2 separate regions of the Homo sapiens genome follow, and region 2 is linked to region 1. Evidence: read pairs that join two places in POLR2A ChIA-PET (ENCODE). Cell type or tissue: CD4-positive, alpha-beta T cell. All regions are shown on one strand.

Evidence for each region. ChIA-PET counts read pairs that join two places held together with the same protein. Peaks named below come from ENCODE experiments on the same cell type or tissue, not always from the same donor. Only the 100,000 strongest peaks of a DNase experiment are listed, where the experiment ranks them.
Region 2: POLR2A ChIA-PET joins it to region 1 with 5 read pairs; 2 of 35 experiments call an interaction of 5 or more read pairs at or near these places.

What each region holds. Positions count from the first base shown.
Region 1 is chr2:55,563,335-55,568,334 of GRCh38, forward strand. It overlaps PPP4R3B (protein phosphatase 4 regulatory subunit 3B), which reads right to left. Exons shown (of 17, transcript NM_001122964.3): 13 at 4,860-5,000; 14 at 1,568-1,707; 15 at 979-1,163. LOC124900537 (small nucleolar RNA SNORA12) reads left to right here and starts at 2,369; the gene lies at 2,369-2,516. RefSeq lists an enhancer at 3,690-4,190. In CD4-positive, alpha-beta T cell, no CTCF peak of the experiment used is centred here; a DNase peak (open chromatin) is centred at 2,467.
Region 2 is chr2:55,636,368-55,641,367 of GRCh38, forward strand. PNPT1 (polyribonucleotide nucleotidyltransferase 1) reads right to left here. Exons shown (of 28, transcript NM_033109.5): 26 at 4,260-4,338; 27 at 1,185-1,232; 28 at 1-25. Among named protein-coding and RNA genes, the nearest start is that of PPP4R3B-DT, 21 kb to the left of the region's middle. In CD4-positive, alpha-beta T cell, no CTCF peak of the experiment used is centred here; no DNase peak of the experiment used is centred here.

The DNA.
Region 1 (5,000 bases):
ATAATAAATCCAAGAAAGGCTTTTATCTTCTAAGACATAAATTTTTTCTTTTGTTTTTGAGATAAGGTCTTTCTCTGTTATTAAGCTGGAGTGCAGCGGCAGCTCATGGCTCACTGCAGCTTCGACCTCCTGGGCTCAAGTGATCCTCCAGCCTCAGCCTTCCTAGTAGCTGGGACTCCAGGTAAGTGCCACTGTGCCCATTTAATTTTTGTGTTTTTTTGTAGAGACAGGGTTTTACCATGTTACCCAGGGTGGTTTGGAACTCCTGGGCTCAAATGATCCACCTGCCTCAGTCTCCCAAAGTGCTGGGATTACAGACGTGAGCCGCCATGCCCAGCAAGGTATAAATTTTAATTAAATATTTAAATGATATACTCAGGGCAGTATTCCAAAAAATGGTAATTCCTCAGGCCACAGAAGTAAAATGGTTAGTTCTTTTGAAAGATATATTACTAGCAAGATCTTCATTTTATAAAACAAGTTAAGCACATCTGAAAGCCAGGGGAAGTTTTACTTTTTCACTTCTCTTGTTAGTATATCTTTATGTAACTTTTGTAATTTTAAAATTTCAAAGAGCAAAGTTACTTGTTTGAGCTCAGTTTATCAGCTGTAAAAGACACAGGCAAAGTACTCTAGAAGGTTTCTATGAAGCTATATGGTCTCTGTTATTACTGAGAATTTCAGTATAGAAATAAAGCCAAGACTATTCACAGAAAGAAAAGTATAAGTAGATAATTCAATTTCTAACTAGCAAATTAACAGCATTACAAAATAGCAAGTTTGAAGAGAAACATTTTAAACATGAAAAGAATTCCCAGACAGATTTGGAAAAAGTACATAATTTTAAAAGAACACAGTTTGGTATAAAATTTTTGTCTTTCTTGCTTTGTAAACTATAAACAAACCTTCACAAAGCAACAAAATAATTTCTGCACTAAATAAGAGGGTACACTGTGCAAAAATTCCGAATTTTAATACCTTTTTTAGTCTCCATAAACTTTTCATAATTATCTGGAAAATCATCTTCTGGCTTAGGTTTTTCCACTGGTGCCACAACTGCTTTTCCTTCCTCTTCTTCATCTTCATTAAACCACATTTCTTCATCCTCTTCCAAGGCTTTTGCATCTCTGCGAAATCTGTTACTACGCAATATAGATGGTACACTGTAAGAAATATATCACAAATATTGAGTAATGATTTAAAGTTCATCATCAGATTGAACTGAAGGAAAAATATGTATAACCAAGATGAACTGAAGTAATTTTAACTGACTATAATTTATATCAAAATAATCTCTGTAATGATAGAAGATGTAGCCAGAGAACACTCCAAAATATTTTAGGATGTTGTAAATTAAACTAAATATTCTTCGTAAGTTACAACATGGAGTAGTAATTCAACATATAAATGATATGGGGTAGGGGGGACGCCTTACCCTCCTATTCAACTCTATGCTATCCAGTGATGGAAAGAAAATTCCTCAGTAAATTTCACATGGAAAATCTGAACTACAAACAATTTTGGACACAGTTTTGTAGGCTATAAAAGCAGTATACTTAAACAATACCTGTTCAGTTTCTGATTTTGTCTGTCTTTTTCTTGCTCATATTTAGTCTTCAATCCTTTGAATGTCTGAACATATTCAATCGATTCAAGTGCTTTATAAAAGTTTTCAACTATATGGGCAGTAAGAGACTTGATATCTTCCTGTATAAGCACAAAATTTACATTTAAAATATAATACAATGCTTGTTAGAAGAAAAACTTTAAAATTTTGTTTTGTAGTTCTAAAGCTGATCAAAAAAGGTTTTTCAAAATCACCTTCCAAAATGTAATGTCCTGGTTTCTTTACACATGAGTCAGGACTGCACAGAAAACTTGAAAAAAAAGGAGAAGCAATTTACTGGAGTCCTTTTATAGGACTATAAAGAGCATTCGAAAAGTAAATAGATTTATTTTACATCTTCTATTTTTTGTATATATATATATATATATAGCAGTTTACAATTTAAAAAGCACTTTTACATAAAATTTCATTTGATCTTCACAACAATTCTATGAGATAGGTTTTATTATTCCCATTTTAGAGAAAAACCAAAATTGAGGCTCTAAGAGAGGCTGGATGGTTTGATCCAGAGCACACGGCTGGTTAGAGGGCAGATGTTAAAATTACATTTTCAAAATACTCACGGTGATGGATACCCCAAATACCCGGACTTGATCATTACACATTCTATGCATGTAAAAAATAAATACATGTACCAAATACATCTGTATAATATTATGTATTAATAAAAGAAAAACATATTTTTCAACAAACAGGTCTTATTTAATGACTTCCTGTTTAACTGCTATCAAAATGGGATATGGTTGTGGTGGTTTTCTTTCTGGTACATTTGTTAAGTTTTCAAATGAGCCTAACTCTGCCACATATATCATATAGGAGCTGGCAAAGGCTTGATGACAAAGAGATCTCTCTCAAGCCTTTCCCACATCAGAGGCTGGCTTTCACACACACAGAAGAAGAAAAAACAACAGAGGACACGTGTTACCTAAATAATAAGAAGCAAAGACTTCTCTGACTATATTATACACACAGATCTGATAAACTATCTGGAATTCTACTTGTCTATTCCTATAGTCTTCCAATAGTATAATATCTGTGAAATAAACTAATTGATAGTAATAACTTCTAAATTCTAAACCATCACTGCAAATGCATGCATGCCCAGTAGGCTTATTTTAAAAAAAAAAATTAAAGTTGTGATTGAGGACTTTACAGATAACACTACATAGTAAGAAACACACAGGTCATTTCTTGAAAAGATACACCATAATTTGGTTGCATTATGGATTTTAAGTCTTAAAACTAGTTCTCCTGTACTTCTCAATTGAAAAAAAATACGCAAATCAGAAATTAGAAACCTAGGTAATGGCTCTATGTTATATGTGAAACGAAAAAATACATTAAGTTTTGGGGCACAAGGTACACAAATCGACCACTCGAACTTATTTTCACAAAAACAATTCCATCATGGGCATAGGGACAGGGTTGTAAACTCTACCATTTGCTTTATCTGTATCTCACCAAAATTTTAAAGGAGAATAATATAAAGTAAATAAAATATAAAGCTTTGATTTATTGCAGCAGTACAATGGGAACTAGTGAGCTAGTTAACCATGTTCCTTCTTTTACCAGGTTAAAGACTTCTATCCTCTTCATCCTTTTAAAAATCATATACTTGGCAATTGACCACTTTTAGAAAAACAATCCAGTCAGCCAAATAATCTTCATATGAGAATAGCATGTTATCAGCAAAAATCTGACTTGTAAGAAATAAAACTAGATAATGAATTTCTAGCTTGGACTTTGATTTTTCAAATTATTTCCAGCCAGGTGCAGTGGCTCACACCTGTAATCCAACACTTTGGGAGGCTGAGGTGGGAGAACTGGTTGAGCCTAGGCGTTTGAGACCAGCCTGGGCAACAAAGGGAGACCCCATACATAAAAAAAAATTACCATTAGCCAGGCACTTTAGTGCATGCCTGTAGTTCCAATTACTCAGGAGGCTGACGTGGGAGGATCTGCTTGAGCCCAGGAGGTCGAGGCTGCAGTGAACTGTGATTACATTATTGTACTCCAGCTTGGGCAACAGCATGAGACCTTGTCTCAAACAAAACAAAACAAAAAATAAAACCCAAATTCTTTCCAACTATGTGGCCATTTCCTCAGTGGAATGATTTCGGTGTGTTTAAGTACAGGTGAAGTAAATTTGTTGTACTGGTTCTACAGTTATCTGTTGCATTCCTGTTATTCACATAGACTGCCCTCCAGATTGTTTATGACAAATCTTCTGTTGCCTAAAACTAAGCTGGGACAAAGCTTCAAGTTCTGACTGGTCCTGATTGTGCTACTATCCAAAAGGATGTTCTTGAATAGGTCACTTAATAACTTTGGGTGTCTTAATTTCCTGATCTATAAAATACGGTAATTGGAGTAGTCCATCTAACTTCCTGATCTCTTTAACTTAAAATTCTAGGATTCCATCCTACCTTTTATGCATGTTGTATTAATGTCTACCAAATGATTTTTTTTTTTGAGACAAGAGTCTTGCTCTGTCACCCAGGCTGGAATGAAGTGATGCAATCTTGGCTCACTGCAACCCCACCTCCTGGATGCAAGTGGTTCTTGTGCCTCAGCTTCCCAAGTGGCTGGGACTACAGGCGTGTGCCATCACACTCAGCTAATTTCTGTATTTTTAGTAGAGATGGGGTTTCATCATGTTGGCCAGGCTGGTCACGAACTCCTGACCTTAAGTGATCAGCCTGCCCAGGTCTCCCAAAGTGCTGGGATTACAGACGTAAGCCACCACGCCCAACCCCAAGTGAATTATTTTTCCATCTTTCTATTCTTTTTAAATCATTACCTCTACAATAAAAATATCACCTTTTCCTAAAAGATCACGTGAATAAGGCATGATTGACTGAAATGTCCACATACACCAAATGAGATCATGAAACATTTGGCCAATAAAAATGGAACTGAGAAAATCAAGTAAATATGGGCTGAAAGACTATGCTGAATTTCACTTTTATATTTCACAATTAAAAATATTAGCGTTAAAAAATATCAGTGTCAAAAGTAAAAACCACTAAACTATAACCATGTGGCAAATAAGAATTAAAAAGCTACTGATTTTTAAAATTTCTGTTTATTAGAATAGATTCTAAGACACATGGAATATATAATTTCAGGGGTGAAAAGGGAATGAAGTCACTTTGCTTACATGTAATTCTTTTACATAAAAAATTATTTACATATAATTACATATAATAACAGCTGTTTTATATAAACTTACCACTCTTATAAATTCAAACAACTCAATAACAGCTGAATTCAACAGATTATACCGAGTTCCATTATCCAGAAGTGCATTTATAACTGGCTCAAAAAGATTTCCCTTGGTGATGTAACGATTATAAAATTCATCTTTAAGTCC
Region 2 (5,000 bases), 73 kb after region 1:
CTGGGTCACGTCCAAAGTATTTCACCTGTGTTAAAGAAACAGATCTTCCTTTAAAGTTACAGCACATTGAGTGACATCTAAACTAATAGACATTTAAATTTACATGGTCCAAATAAGGCAATGATTGTTTTTACTTGTTCACTGAAAGCATTGTTCAGTGCTAAGTGGACGTATACACTTAACACATATAAGTAGTCATTATAAAAGAGAAAAGAGACGGGGCAGTTAGTTGTTCAACTATAATCTGCCGCTGAACTCATCTGTGCCTTTTTATTCTCACCAGGCCAAGTCCTTATACTGGGGGAACAGTCACAGGCATAGTGAATGATCCTAGACAAGGGCTTTGAGAGCCTAATTGTGTTATATACTATAGAGGATTATGCTTAGGTCACTTGGATTTTCACTACTGCTCAAAGGACCAACACATTAGTGTTTATTTGGCTTCACCTTGGAAAATGAAAGTCAGGGGCAAATGCAAAGGTTTAAAGTTCCTTCTGATGTGAAAACAACAACAACAACAACAACAACAAATAAACCAAAAAATCAACCTTATACAGAGATACTATATCTTAGCACTCATCTTCCCCTGGAGGCTACTTGGACAATAAGACTACACATTGGGAATAAACCAGAAGCCTTAGTTACTCAGGTCATGCGTATTAGCGTAAGTGAAAGACAATGTGGTGGAGCCCGAAAAAACAGACTGGCAATGACTTCTTTCATCCACTCATAAAGGACTACAAAGAAAGGGCCAATTTTGTTATATGAATTCTAGGCCTGAATAACATGGCTCTTACCAAGCTCAAAAACTTTAAGTAGTGGAGAAACAAAGTCTCACCTCCTCAAAGATGACATTCAAAGACTTTAACAAGTTACCTTATCACAGTTCTTACGTCAGTGCCCAAATCATGGAGTCTGCATAGCTAACACTAACATGCTCATGTATTTTTTAAACGAACTAAGGGTGACTACCATTTTGGCCAAGCTGCAAGCTCCTTGAGGGAAAGAATTGTGTCTTAAATCCTTAATGAGTCTGTTCAAGCAATTCTAAGATTAAAAATGAAGTACTGCATACAAATAAAAAACTTCATAGATGGTGACTCTTCTTTCAACTTTTTGAAAAAAACAATGGAAGCTTCAAGAACAATTTACAACTTCAAGGCTAAAAGGTGGAATACAAATACCTGAATTTCTTGGCCAACTTCTAATCCTAGGGCAGTAGGATGTTTAATCTGGAAAAAAAAATGTTAATCTATTAGTTGTTGTGCATAATTATGTAGTGTCCATGGAAGTACACATTTTTTCCTCAAGCTTTATTAGTTTTTCTGATTAAAAAAATCAGTTAGCGGCTGGGCGCAGTGGCTCAAGCCTGTAATTCCAGCACTTTGGGAGGCAGAAGCGGGCAGATCAAGAGGTCAGGAGATTGAGACCATCTCTGGAGGTCAGGAGAGTGAAACCCCATCTCTGCTAAAAATGCAAAAAATTAGCCGGGCATGGTGGCGGGCGCCTGTAGTCCCAGCTACTCAGGAGGCTGAGGCAGGAGAATGGCGTGAACCCAGGAGGTGGAGCTTGCAGTGAGCCGAGACCACGCCATTGCACTCCAGCCTGGGTGACAGAGAGAGAATCCGTCTCAAAAAAAAAAAAAAAAAATCAGCTGGGCATGGTGGCTCACGGCTGTAATCCCAGAACTTTGGGAGGCTGGGGCAGGCAGATCACTTGAGCTCCGGAGTTCGAAACCAGTCTGACCAACATGGTGAAACCCTATCTCTACTAAAAATACAAAAACTAGCTGGGTGTCGTGGCACACGCCTGTAGTCCCAGCTACTTGGGAGGCTGAGGCAGGAGAATTGCCTGAATCTGGGAGGCAGAGGTTGCAGTAAGCTGAGATTATGCCACTGCATTCCAGCCTGGGCGACAGAGTCAGACTCTGTCTCAGAAAAAAAAAAAAAAATCAGTTAATTATAAAGATTTAAAATACAGATGTATTAAGAACATAAAAATTATCCAAAACAGGCTGGGTACAGTGGCTCACACCTGTAGTCCCAGAACTTTGGGAGGCCGAGGTGGAAGGACTGCTTAAACCAGACTGGGCAACGTGAAGAAACCCCATCTCTACAAAAAATCCAAAAAAATTAGCCGGGTGTAGCGGTTTGTGCCTGGGGACCCAGCTTCTCCAGAGGCTAAGGTGGGAGAATCACTTGAGCCTGGGAGGCTGAGGCTGCAGTGAGCTGTGATCATGCCACTATACTCCAGCCTGGGTGACAGAGCAAGACCCTGTCTCAAAACCCTCTCAAGTTGTAGATAACTACTGCTAACATTCCAATGAGTATCCCTTCAGATGTCTACTTAGTGTATGTGTACGGCATTTATAAAAATGGACCCTCTGTGCTTACTGTATATCTTAAGGACATCTTTTTTTTTTTTTGAGATGGAGTCTCGCTCTGTCATCCGGGCTGGAGTACAGTAGCATGATATCCGCTCACTGCAACCTCTTCCTCCCAGGTTCAAGAGATTCTCCTGCCTCAGCCTCCAGAGTAGCTGGGATTACAGGTGCACGCCATCATGCCCAGCTAATTTTTTCTATGTTTAGTAGACACGGGGGTTTGCCATGTTGGCCATGCTGGTCTCAAACTCCTGACCTAAAGTGATCCGTCCACCTTGGCCTCCCAAAGTGCTGGGCTTACAGGCGTGAGCCACTGCACCTGGCCCAAGGACATCTTTTCATATCAATAAATTAAGAATTACCGTTAAGTTTCAAACTATATAGTTTATTTAAACAATCACCTAAAGACAATAAATTGCTTTAAATTCCAGTGTTGCAAATGTTAATGACTGATGAATATAGGAGAAAGATATATGAGGGTTTAGTGTATCATTCTTTCAACTTCTTTGTACATTAAAAACTTTTCAAAATAATAAGGTGAAAAAAAATAAGTTGCAGTGTAGCACAAATCATGAATTCATCTACTCTAATTATCCTCTCCAAATAAAATCCTACAATGTCTAGGTCCATAGACATTTACCAAACACCCTCTAAAAAGTTTGTCCCAATTCACACCCCCATCAACAGTGTATGAAAATGTCCATCTTTTCTCTTATACACACTGAGAATTTTAAACTATCTGAAAGTTAAAACTGATATCTTAATTTCATTTGCATTTCAAAAATTGCTGTTGATATTAAATATCTTGGTTGGCTTTTTATAAAAATAATTTGTTCATGTTCTTTACTTATTTTTCTATTGATATTCATCATTCTTACGGATTTATAAAAGCCCTTTGTAAATTAAGCTTCTGCATATAAGCATTTTTACTTTAGGTTGCTGATTATCTCTTAACCTTATTGAAATTTTTGCCATATAATTAAAAAATTATGGGGTCAAATTTTGTAAGTTTATTTACTTTTTTGGCTTTGATATCATGTTGAGGAGTTCTCCACTACTAATCTTATTAAAACATCCAATTTTCTTCTAGTAAACCCTCCTGCCCCAACAAGATTATCTTTTCCTACCACCTTTTTTAAAAAGCACATTTAGCTCTTTGATCCAGACAGGATTTAGGTATAAAAATGAGTAGAGATCCTGTTTTAAGATAACCAGCTGTACCAATATAATTTATTAAATAATCTTTATTCACTGACTATAATACAACTTCTAGCGTATATTATAATCCCATGTATATTATTTCTAGTTTTTGTTTTCTTGTTGCATGGATTATCTATTTCTGGGCCGGTAATATACTATTTTATTGTCTATGGCTTTATAATATATTTTAATATATGGTAAAACAGACACTCTTTTTTTTTTGAGACAAAGTCTCACTCTGTCGCCAGACTGGAGTGCAGTGGCACAATCTTGGCTCACCGCATCCTCCGCCTCCCGGGTTCAAGCGATTCTCCTTCCTCAGCCTCCCGAGTAGCTAAGACTACATGCGCACGCCACCACGCCCAGCTAATTTTTGTATTTTTAGTACACACTGGGTTTCACCATGTTGGTCAGGATGGTCTCCATTTCTTGACCTTGTGATTCACCCGCCTCGGACTTCCAGAGTGCTGGGATTACAGGCATGAGCCACCCTGCCCAGCCAATTTTTCTTTATGCTAAACAATGTAAAACTTTTTGCCAGCAGCATCTCTGCCACTTGTTTTCTCTGTTTAGGCTAGTAGTAGGCAAAGTGTATAATTCTTACCAACCTAGGTAATTTCAATACAGTGTTTCAAGGCAGTTATAAAAATAATAACAATAACATCTGTCTTTTTACCTTTCGTTGATCAAGTTGTGTGTTATGAAGCAGTACCGCAGTCATATTTGGATATAATTTTACCATTACACCAGTATCTCTACAAAAAAATAAATAGTAAGCCTGGTTAAAATAATAAGTATCTGTATATCCATTGACAAATAAAACATTGTTTTCATATGAGGAAAAAGTAAAAAACGAAAAGAAACAATTCTAGCACGTTTTTAGAACTATAAAAAGTATACTTTTCAACTGAAAATATACCCTATAAATAAATATGTGTGAATCAAAGAATGAAGAAAAGATAAAGAAAAAACATGCAATAGAAAAGCTTTTAGAGCCAGGTGCGGTGGCTCACACCTGTAATCCCAGCACTTTGGGAGGCCAAGGTGAGCAGATCACGAGGTCAAGAGATCAACTCCACCCTGGCCAACATGGTGAAACCCCGTCTCTACTAAAAATATAAAAATTAGCTGGGCCTGGTGGCGCGCACCTGTAATCCCAGCTACTCAGGAGGGTGAGGCAGGAGAATTGTTTGAACCCGAAAGGCGGAGGTGGCAGTGAGCCGAGATCGTGCCACTACACTCCAACCTGGCAACAGAGTGAGACTCCGTCTCAACAAAAAAAACTTTTAGAATATATGTTCTTCTGTATTTCTCTTAACAATTTCCAAAAACATTTTTTTTTTTTTTTTTTTTTGCCACCCAGGCTGGAGTGCAGTGGTGCCATCTGGGCTCACTGCAACCTCCGCCTCCCAGGTTC